2 separate regions of the Homo sapiens genome follow, and region 1 is linked to region 2. Evidence: read pairs that join two places in POLR2A ChIA-PET (ENCODE). Cell type or tissue: Caco-2. All regions are shown on one strand. Each heading gives the region's core, and the rest is flanking DNA. Links, peaks and the distances in the headings are about the cores only.

Region 1 (5,377 bases), core at 326-5,325, 190 kb after region 2:
ATTTTTACCATGCTGCCCTATACCTTCCCTAACTAGAGAAGACTGGAAAATCTTCTGTAATTATAAGAGGAAGATCCATGGACAAAAGGTCTGTGTTATGAGCATTTCACTTCATGTCTCCTCTAGGTCTCCCACTGGCTCCCTCCCTCTTGTCATGCATCTTGCTAATGGACAGACCATGCCTGTGTTGCCAGGGCCTCCAGTACAGATGCCGTCTGTTATATCGGTGAGCTCTGTAGTTGGGGCAGCCAACCCTACCAACATGGTAATCCTTCCCTTCCACCTGAATGGTCATAAAATACACATGAGCCCCAGGGAAATGTGGGCTCTGATCTATATTAGCTGAGCATGGCAGCCTGCCTAAACTCTTCACTAACCTCTGCCAATCCAGCACTATGGAACACTAGATAAAGACTCATCTGGACAATTGGCTCCTGGTCTAGGAATTGATCTTGCCAGCCCACTGATTAGTTGCTTTCACTTGGCACGTAGCACCTCCCAAATTGCCCAACAATTTCCTCAAGATAACAGCCCCAACCCTTCCCACAGAAATTGCCCCAACACTGAAGGATTAAATTCCCTACTCTGGTGCTCCATGGAGAAAGGTATTTCCCAGGCTGTCCCTGCACGCCCTATGGGCACATTGCACACAACAGGCCCTGATGTGCCAATCTCAAAAGCGCTTCATTTTAGGGAAACTGTTGCCCCACCGATGGTATTATGTTCCCTTCTCTTTTTTTTTTTTTCCTTCTCTCGATCCAGCTGGCCAGACCTGTGTCCATGGTGCCCAACATTCCTGGTATCCCTGGCCCACCAGTTAACAGTAGTGGCTCCATTTCTCCCTCTGGCCACCCTATACCATCAGAAGCCAAGATGGTGAGTACATCCCAGTCTGGGGCAATGTTGGCCTTTCTGAAAGAAGTGGGTGATACCAGCCTAGGTCTTTCAAGTGAGCCAAGCAAAGGAACCTTCTGGGGCTTGCAAAGCTAAGGACTCCCTGCTGTGGGGTCTGGAAAAGAAAAGACTCCAATTCATAGCTCCCATCTCCTCTCCCCACCTTTAGAGCCTGGTACATAGACCATGGCAGTGAAAAGAGGCAGCACAGATTGTTTGGAATGGAACACTTGCCGTTTTAGGGTGACAGATGGAGGGTGGGCGAGTGGGCAGGGGAGCTGGCCAAGAGGTGAATAGCTGCGTAACCAGCATTTGGCCAGGCTCCAGGAGAGAGCTTTCATCTGGACACTATTGCTTTAACAACCCCCAGCCCCCAACTGTGCCCAGGATGATAGCCAGGGAACAGAGTAGGCATTTTAGGGATCCAGGTGCACATTTTCTCTGCCTGTCATTTTCTCTTAATTCCTCTGTTAAGGGAGAACTAGAGTGGAAATTTTAGCTATCTATAAGGTCAATAATAAAATCTAAGGCCACTCTTCTCATCCTTGATAGAATCTGATCCTTAACAAGCATTTTTTCTTATCTTTGCCCACAGAGACTGAAAGCCACCCTAACTCACCAAGTCTCCTCAATCAATGGTGGTTGTGGAATGGTGGTGGGTACTGCCAGCACCATGGTGACAGCCCGCCCAGAGCAGAGCCAGATTCTCATCCAGCACCCTGATGCCCCATCCCCTGCCCAGCCACAGGTCAGTGGCTCTTACTCTTTATGTCATATCTTTATGACGTATCTTTATGTCATATCTATTGTTCAAGGAGCAGAAAATTAGAGAAGAATGGACTTCAGCTTTCTGGGTTTCTTCCTGCTTACTTTGGTTCTTGATGGCAGTTTGACTATAGCAAAACGTACCATTCTTTTTATTATTTATTCATTTTTATTTTAGCTGAGACCATCATGTAATAACAAAAACACACCATTCTTTATTCACCCTTGTGTTAGACTTTCATGCAAACAGACTGAGTAATGCAGAACTGTTGCAGCAGCGGCCTCGCTTTTTTTTTTTTTTTTTGAGATGGAGTTTCGCTCTTGTTGCCTGGGCTGGAGTGCAGTGGTGCAGTCTCAGCTCACTGCAACCTCTGCCCCCCGGGTTCAAGCGATTCTTCTGCCTCAGCCTCCCGAGTAGCTGGGATTACAGGCACCCACCACCATGGCCAGCTAATTTTTTGTATTTTTAGTAGAGGCGGGGTCTCACCATGTTGGCCAGGCTGGTCTCCAACTCCTGACCTGAGGTGATCCACCCATCTCGGCCTCCCAGAATGCTGGGATTCCAGGCGTGAGCCACCATGCCCAGCCCCATTTTTTCCATATATGAGTCATGGCTTAGTGTATCTGTAGAATCCTCTAAAATATGACAGAGCCTTACTTCAAGCCACACAGTAAACAAAAGAGGCTCCCCTAGTCTCTTTCCTATCTATTAAGTCTTAAATAAAAGTAATAACTTACCTGATAAGATTTTACAACAAAAACCATAACAATATATTAATGAAATGTGATGTTACAGTGTTAAGATACCTCAAAAAATAGGCTGGGTGAGGTGGCTCACGCCTGTAATCCCAGCACTTTGGGAGGCCGAGGCAGGCGGATCTTCTGAGGTCAGGAGATCAAGACCAGCCTGGCCAACATGGCAAAACCCTGTCTCTACTAAAAATACAAAAAATTAGCGGGGCATGGTGATGTGCGCCTGTAATCCCAGCTACTCAGGAGGCTGAGGCAGGAGAATCGCTTGAACCTAGGAGGTGGAGGTTGCAGTGAGCTGAGATCACACCACTGCACTCCAGCCTGGGTGATAGAGTGAGACTTTGTCTCAAAAGAAACAAACTAACAACAACAACAAAAATAAATAAATAAATAAAAATAAAAAAATATAAAAAAATAAGACACCAAAAAACACCTCATTACCAATTAAATCCCTTTTTATCACAAAGAAACTAAAATCCTAAAAAAGGCAGAGGGGTCCCATTTAGTTACCCATTTCTCTTCTCAAGGAGATCTCAGTTTTAACAAGATTCTTTGGAAACTGTATAGTCCTCAGTTTTCATATCATCTGCACTGAACAGGTGACAGCACCTGAGATTAGTTTCTAGAATTATACCCTTTGCCTGGCCCCTCTTTTCCTGATGTCACCACCTGCTTCATCAGTTATTGCCACATGTCCAAACATTTCATGGCCATATGCTACGGTAAAGCTTGGCCAACAACAAAAGCTTTCATTTGAGTTTTCCTGTTGGAAGCTAAGGCTGCCTACCCTCCTGTAACCCCACTGAAGCCAGTCCTGAAGATGGCAAAGCAGTAGCCGCCTTGCCTGAGTTGTGCTGCCTTCTCTCTTGGGGAAATGACATAGCTTCCTTTTTAGTTTTATTTGTTTATTTTTAAAATTTGTATTATAAATAGGCCAGGTTCAGTGGCTCACACCTGTAATCCCAGCACTTTGGGAGGCCGAGGTGGGCGGATCACAAGGTCAGGAGTTCGAGACCAGACTGACCAACATGGTGAAACCCCATCTCTACTAAAAAAAATACAAAGATTAGCCAGGCGTGGTGGCGCACGCCTGTAATCCCAGCTATTCAAGAGGCCGAGGCAGAAGAATTGCTTGAGCCTGGGAGGTGGAGGCTGCAGTGAGCCGAGATCGTGCCACTGCACTCCAGCCTGGGCTACAGAGCGAGACTCCATCTCAAAAAAAAAAAAACATATATATATGTGTGTGTGTGTGTGTGTGTGTGTATGTGTATATATATATGTATTTATATATATGTGTGTATATATATATGTGTGTGTGTATATATATATATATTATAAATAATAGTAGAGGGCCGGGTGCGGTAGCTCACAGCTGTAGTCCCAGCACTTTGGGAGGCCAAGGCAGGTCAAGAGTTCGAGACCAGCCTGACCAATATGGTGAAACCCGTCTCTACTAAAAATACAAAAAAAATTAGCCAGGCGTGGTGGCTCACGCCTGTAATCCCAGCACTTTGGGAGGCCGAGGTGGGCGGATCACAAGGTCAGGAGTTCGAGACCAGACTGACCAACATGGTGAAACCCCATCTCTACTAAAAAAAATACAAAAATTAGCCAGGCGTGGTGGCGCACGCCTGTAATCCCAGCTACTCAGGAGGCCGAGGCATGAGAATCGCTTGAACCCGGGAGGCGGAGGTTGCGGTGAGCCGAGATCGCACCATTGCACTCCAGCCTGGGCAACAAGAGTGAAACTCCGTCTTAAATAAATAACTAAATAAATAATATTAGAGACAGGGTCTCACTATGTTGCCCAGGCTGGTCATGAGTTACTGTACCTGAAGCCAGTCCTGAACATGGTAAAGCATGTCCAGCTTCCTCTTTTTATATATATATAATTTTAAAAGAGATGGAGACTCGCCATGTTGCCCAGGCTAGTCTCATACTCCTGGACTCAAGCAGTCCTCCCGCCTCAGCCTCCCAAAGTGCTGCGATTATAGGCCCTAGCCACCATGCCCAGCCCCAGCTTCCTTTTTAATCAACACTGATTCCTTTCCTTGTCGTTCTTCCCGTTTCTCTTGGCCTAGTCTTTCACCTCCATTCCCTGCATGACTTACTGAAATGCCTATGACAGAATAGGAACCTTTCCTTTCCCCTATTCTCCTAAAGAACTAATTTTTTCTTTTCTTTTGTTTTCTTTTCTTTTCTTTTTTTTTTAAGATGGAGTCTCGCTCTGTCACCCAGGCTAGAGTGCAGTGGCACGATCTCGGCTCACTGCAACCTCCGCCTCCCTGGTTCAAGCGATTTTCCTGCCTCAGCCTCCTGAGTAGCTGGGATTACAGGCAACCACTATCATGCCCAGCTAATTTTTGTATTTTCAGTAGAGACGGGGTTTCACCATGTTGGCCAGGCTGGTCTCGAACTCCTGACCTCAGGTGATCCACTCGCCTCAGCCTCCCAAAGTGCTGGGATTACAGGCGTGAGCCACCACACCCAGCCAATTTTTTGTATTTTAGTAGAGACGGGGTTTCACCGTGTTGCCCAGGCTGGTCTCAAACTCCTGAGGTCCGGCAATCCACCCGCCTTGGCCTCCCAAAGTGCTGGGATTACAGGCATGAACTACTGCACCTGGCCATAAAGGACTAATCTTTACATGTGCTCCAGTCAGCTAAAGATAAAGAGGAAGCCGAAATTCTCAGGAGAATTACTGTAAATTTCTTATACAATGAGAAACAGTGAACCAAGGCCTCTAGTTCATTAAATTGAGTTGGAAATTTCTTCTCCATTTTTTTATTTTGGGAGAGATAATATTAGTCTGAATTTTAAAAAATTATTTCTTGGCCGGGCAGGGTGGCTCACATCTGTAATCCCAGCACTTTGGGAGGCTGAGGCGGGTGGATCCCAAGGTTAGGAGATCAAGACCATCCTGGCTAACACGGTGAAACCCTGTCTCTACTAAAAATATAAAAAA
Region 2 (5,377 bases), core at 153-5,152:
TTCCCAAACCCAAAATGCACCTGGAGAGTGGTGAGGATGGGACCTTAGAAGGGGTACTCCACCAGCACACTCCCCTTCTCCTTCTGCTGCCTGTAGAACCAGCTCGATGAGAGCCAGCAAGAACGGAATGACCTGATGCAGCTGAAGCTACAGCTGGAGGGACAGGTGACAGAGCTGAGGAGCCGAGTGCAGGAGCTCGAGAGGGCTCTGGCAACTGCCAGGCAGGAGCACACGGAGCTGATGGAACAGTACAAGGTGGGAGCTGGGCCAGGTAGGGGACAGGGCCTGGCTGCTCACCCAGCATCCAAAATCTGAACCCAGTGAAGAGGGTGAAGGAGAGATGTTAGTGGGCTTTTACAATGGTTCTGGCATCAAGGAAATAGGTTTAAGGGGTAGTGGCTGGGATTAAACTTGATGTGACAAGAGACATGTTCCAAACGTGTAATGAGACTCAGTTCTTTGAACATAGGAATGCTGGGGTAAGGTGGAGGTGGCCACGTTGATAGGTAAGGGAATGTTCCCTTACAGTTTCTTTTTCAAGGAAGGCAATGTGATAGCCAGGTGGAAGCAGTCAGACCCTGGTGTGCTCTTCCTAAGCCTTTGTTCCACCACTTGAGAGATGAGTCCCAACCTCCCTTTTCTTCTGGGGGAAACTTAATTTCAGGGGATTTCCCGGTCCCATGGGGAGATCACAGAAGAGAGGGACATCCTGAGCCGGCAACAGGGAGACCATGTGGCACGCATCCTGGAGCTAGAGGATGACATCCAGACCATCAGTGAGAAAGTGCTGACGAAGGAAGTGGAGCTGGACAGGTGAGGGGAGTCCACTGACCCCGTCACTTCCTCTCCCTTCCATGACCCCCGCACTCCAGCCCCCTCTCTCAGGCAAGCAGACCTGCTGTCTGCCTCACACGCTTTCTCTTTCCCTCTCACCCTCACTCAAGCTAGTTACTGGGGATACCCTTTTCTGCCGAGCTCTCTACCATCTTTCCAAATGCTATTCTGTATTCCTCCACTTCAGAAATAATCATAGTTACCACTTATTGTACAGCAAAAGCTGAGCAAGAGCTAGGAGTGGAGGATTTGGAAGAAGAGAATGGATGGAAGTCAGTGCAAGATAAGAGAGGATGGATTTCAGATGTGGCCACAGGAAAGATAAGATTAGACTGTGTTCTTACTATTAAGAAACATTATAACTGGTGATCCAGGAATGTTATGGAATCTCTGCCCTGGAAAAAAAAGATGCAAATCATAAACTCTTAGCACTGGGATTGTAAGATATGTATGAGGGTATGTAAGAGGTCACCCTCAGGAGGCAGCCTCTTTAACATTTGACAGCTGTCATTTTTGTATCTCTTGTATTGAGCCAAACTCTCCTCTCCTATAACTTACCAGGGGGTCCTGAGACCTCTGGAGCCACACAGAATAAATTTCTTTCTTCTTCCAGAAAATTGTTTTCTCTACCAAGTAGCATAAATATTAACCACCACCTCCCATGTCCATCCTTCAAATTTTCACCAGTTTAAACACTCTAGTTCCTTATTTCATTAAATGACAAAATTATGTTTCATTTACTACTGGTAGGTGTGATATTTTAAAAAACTGTTTAAAAGAAAGAGGCATTCTATCCAAGGCCCAAAGTAATAAGTGAGTTCGTCTGAGAGGCTTCTTCAGGATATGTTAGTCTCACCCTAGGGAGATATTAGATGTCTACATTCTAAGTCATAGGTTAGAAAAGCAGTGGTCAGATTGAGCATCTGGAAAAGATTAGGGGCTATCTAGACCAGAGGTCAACAACTATGGCCCACAAGCCAAATCTAGCCTGCCACCTGTTGTATATCCCACAGGTAAGAATAGTTTTTACATCTTTTAATGGTTAAGAACAAATTAAAAGAAGAATATTTTGTGACATGTGAAAGTTGTATGAACTTCAAATCTGTGTTCAAGTTTTATTGAAACATCATGCTCATTCGTTTACATACTGTCAATGGATGGTCCTGCACTACAATGGCAGAGTTGAGTAGTTGCCACAGAGACCACATGGACTGCAAAGCATAAAATCTTTACTATCAGGCCCTTTACAGAAAGAGTCTGCCAACTTCTGGTCTAGATCAAAAGTTTATAATCAATAATGACTGCCCTTGTCTCAAAAAGACTAGATTCTAGTCTCTTGATTGAGTGAAAACAATGGGAGCCATCAGCAAAACATTCCTTAAAATATTACACAAAAAGATAAGAAAAACTATTTCTGTCTAAATTGTTCTCTAGAACCTGGAATCTTGGTTTCCTGGGGCTTAGAACTGGATCAGCTGGCTTGGGGATTTATGCATCCCAGAGTGAAATGGAGCTCTGGGCCTAGAGCAGCAGCAGCAGAGCACAAGACAGAGGCCTGAGTCCATTCCTTCTCTGGGTGGAGCAGATTGTCTGACATGTCATCCCACCAATCACAGGCTTAGAGACACAGTGAAGGCCCTGACTCGGGAACAAGAGAAGCTCCTTGGGCAACTGAAAGAAGTACAAGCAGACAAGGAGCAAAGTGAGGTAAGGGGCTCAGAGTTGATTTGCTTTCTCCATTGTCCAGCCAGTGTTTGATTCCCTCTCGAGAGCCAGACACCAAAGGGAATAAAAATGTAAAGAAGACATTGTGTGCACTCTACTAGGGAACATAAGACATATACCTAAATCAGGATTAGTCAGAGTGGAAAAGTGGAATATAAGAGTGTCACAAGAGAAATTTTTTTTGTTTGTTTTTTGGAGACAGAGTCTTACTTTGTCTCCTGTGCTGAAGTGCAGTGGTACGATCTTAGCTCAGTGCAACCTCTGCCTCCTGGGTTCAAGCAACTCTCACGTCTCAGTTACCTGAGCAGCGGGGATTACAGCCATGTGCCACCATGCCCAGCTAACTTTTGTATTTTTAGTAGAGACAGGGTTTCACCATGTTGGGCAGGCTGGTCTCGAACTCTTGACCTCAAGTGATCCACCCACCTCAGCTTCCCAAATTGCTGGGATTACAGGTGTGAGCCACTGCGCCTGGCCTCAAGAGAAATCTAATAAAGTATTGTGGAGCTCCAGGGAGGTGTATGAGTACACATCTTGTTAGAGACATTAGAAAAGTCTTTTTAAAATGGGTGTGGAGGCCAGGCACAGTGGCTCATGCCTGTAATCCCAGCACTTTGGGAGGCAGAGGCAGGCGGATCCCCTGAGGTCAGTTCAAGACCAGCCTGGCCAACATGGTGAAACCCCATCTCTACTAAAAATACAAAAATTAGCCAGGTGTGGTGTCAGGTGCCTGTAATCCCAGCTACTCAGGAGGCTGAGGCAGGAGAATCACTTGAACCCGGGAGGCAGAAATTGCAGTGAGCCTAGATCACACTACGGCTCTCCAGCCTGGGCAACAGAGTGAGACTCTGTGCCAAAAAAAAAAAAAAAAAAAAAAAAAGGGAGGGCCATGGCTGGGCGTGGTAGCTCACACCTGTGATCATAACACTTTGGGAGGCCAAGGCGAGAGGATTGTTCAAGCCCAGGGGTTCAAAACCAGCCTGGGCAACGTAGTGAGACCCCATCTCTACAAAAAATTTTAAAAATTAGCCAGGCATGGTGGCATGCACCTGTAGTCCCAGCTACTCAGGAAGCTGAGGTGGAAGGATTGCTTGAGCCCAGGAGGTCAAGGCTGCAGTGTGCTGTGATCGCACCCCTGAACTTCAGCCTGGGTGACAGAGCAAGATTCTGTCTCAGAAAAAAAAGGGGTGGGGTGTGGGGCCTAGTACTTTCAAACCTTTTTAGCAGAACCCTTTCCTCTCCTCCCACCAATAAAGTTTTTAATCTTGTGTGGAATCTCACTGAATAAACAAAAACAATGTTTTATTACTATAAATTTATTTTTATAAATTTGAATGTATAACCTTTACTTAAAAGGTAATGAAAGCACTTAGGTAATTTTGAGGCATACCAAACTTTGAAATGAGAGGCTATCGAAGACTGTTCTGCCAGCCTCAGCAACTAATGTATTTCCGTATTTTATTTTGGTTGTACAATATCAAGAACACCTTGAGTCACACACAAGTAGGTGCAAATAACAATTTTTAAACTGTCCACCTTGCAACTCAGTTTACTCTTCAATTCAATAGAAAATACAGTAGAAACTATTCTGAGCTTTGCAAAAAAATGAATTAACCTGGAAACATATGTCAATTGGTGATCTCCAGTGTGTTAACTTGTGATTTTATGGGTTTTATTTGTTTTGTTTGTTTGTTTTGAGACGGAGTTTCATCTTGTTGCCCAGGCTGGAGTGCAGTGGCGCGATCTCGGCTCACTGCAACTTCTGCCTTCCGGGTTCAAGAGATTCTTCTGTCTCAGCCTCCTGAGTAGCTGGGATTACAGGCACCCGCCACCACGCCCAGCTAATTTTTTGTATTTTTAGTAGAGATGGGGTTTCACCATGTTGGCCAGGCTGGTCTGGAACTTCTGACCTCAGGTGATCCGCCCACCTCGGCCTCCCAAATCATGCCGAGATTGCAGGCATGAGCCACTGCACCTGGCCTTGTGTTGTTTTTCTTTTTTTAACATAATTGTTAATAATTTAGAAGACATTCAAATCAAGTATCTGCAGAACTCCTAAATCCCTTCTTCAGTACCCTGGGTTTATGTGGAAGATTGTTAAAAAACCCTTTGCTCAGCAGTGAGAATAGGTAGAATATGAGTAGACAGAGATGAGTGTGAGGCTATTCTAGGAACAGAGAAAGACGTGAGCAAAGGCTTAAAGGCCAGAACACTCAGGGCAGTTGAATGTGCGGGTGAAGTGTTTGAGATAAGGCCTAGGTTAGACTGTGGTGGATCTTGAGCTTCATTTTTATTCCACAAGCGTGAAAGGCTTTGATGATTTTTCAAGCAGGGGTGACGTGTACTGTACTTATGGCCAGGTGTAGTGGCCCACGCCTGTAATCCCAACATTTTGGGAGGTGAAGGCAGGAGGATCCCTCGAGCTCAGGAGTTCAAGACAAGCCTGGGCAACATAGTGAGACCCTGTCTCATCTCTACAAAAAAATACAAAAATTAGGCAGGCGTGGTGGCACACACCTATAATCCCAGCTACTGGGGAGGCTGAGTTGAGACAATTGCTTAAGCCCAGGAGTTGGAGGCTGCAGTGAGCTGTGACCATGCTACTTCACTCCAGTCTTGGCGACAGAGCCAGACCCTATCTCTAAAAAAGAAAATAACTGTATTTAAAGAATCAGAACTGTACCTAAAGAAGAATAATCTGATTCCCTTGTGGAGAATGAACTATTTATGAAGTTATTCAGTAGTCCAAGCAAGAAATGACCAGAGTCTGAGATAACGTGGTTGTGGTGGTAATAGAGAAGGGAAAATGGCTGTGACC

Evidence for each region. ChIA-PET counts read pairs that join two places held together with the same protein. Peaks named below come from ENCODE experiments on the same cell type or tissue, not always from the same donor. Only the 100,000 strongest peaks of a DNase experiment are listed, where the experiment ranks them.
Region 1: POLR2A ChIA-PET joins it to region 2 with 6 read pairs; 3 of 35 experiments call an interaction of 5 or more read pairs at or near these places.

Annotation. Positions count from the first base shown.
Region 1 is chr12:53,528,009-53,533,385 of GRCh38, reverse strand. ATF7-NPFF (ATF7-NPFF readthrough) reads left to right here. Exons shown (of 15, transcript NR_159377.1): 7 at 127-226; 8 at 763-876; 9 at 1,490-1,642. ATF7 (activating transcription factor 7) reads left to right here. Exons shown (of 12, transcript NM_006856.3): 7 at 127-226; 8 at 763-876; 9 at 1,490-1,642. Among named protein-coding and RNA genes, the nearest start is that of ATF7-AS1, 17 kb to the right of the region's middle. In Caco-2, for the core only: no CTCF peak of the experiment used is centred there; no DNase peak of the experiment used is centred there.
Region 2 is chr12:53,716,903-53,722,279 of GRCh38, reverse strand. CALCOCO1 (calcium binding and coiled-coil domain 1) reads left to right here. Exons shown (of 15, transcript NM_020898.3): 5 at 97-255; 6 at 665-813; 7 at 2,451-2,541. Among named protein-coding and RNA genes, the nearest start is that of CALCOCO1, 7.9 kb to the left of the region's middle. In Caco-2, for the core only: no CTCF peak of the experiment used is centred there; a DNase peak (open chromatin) is centred at 2,447.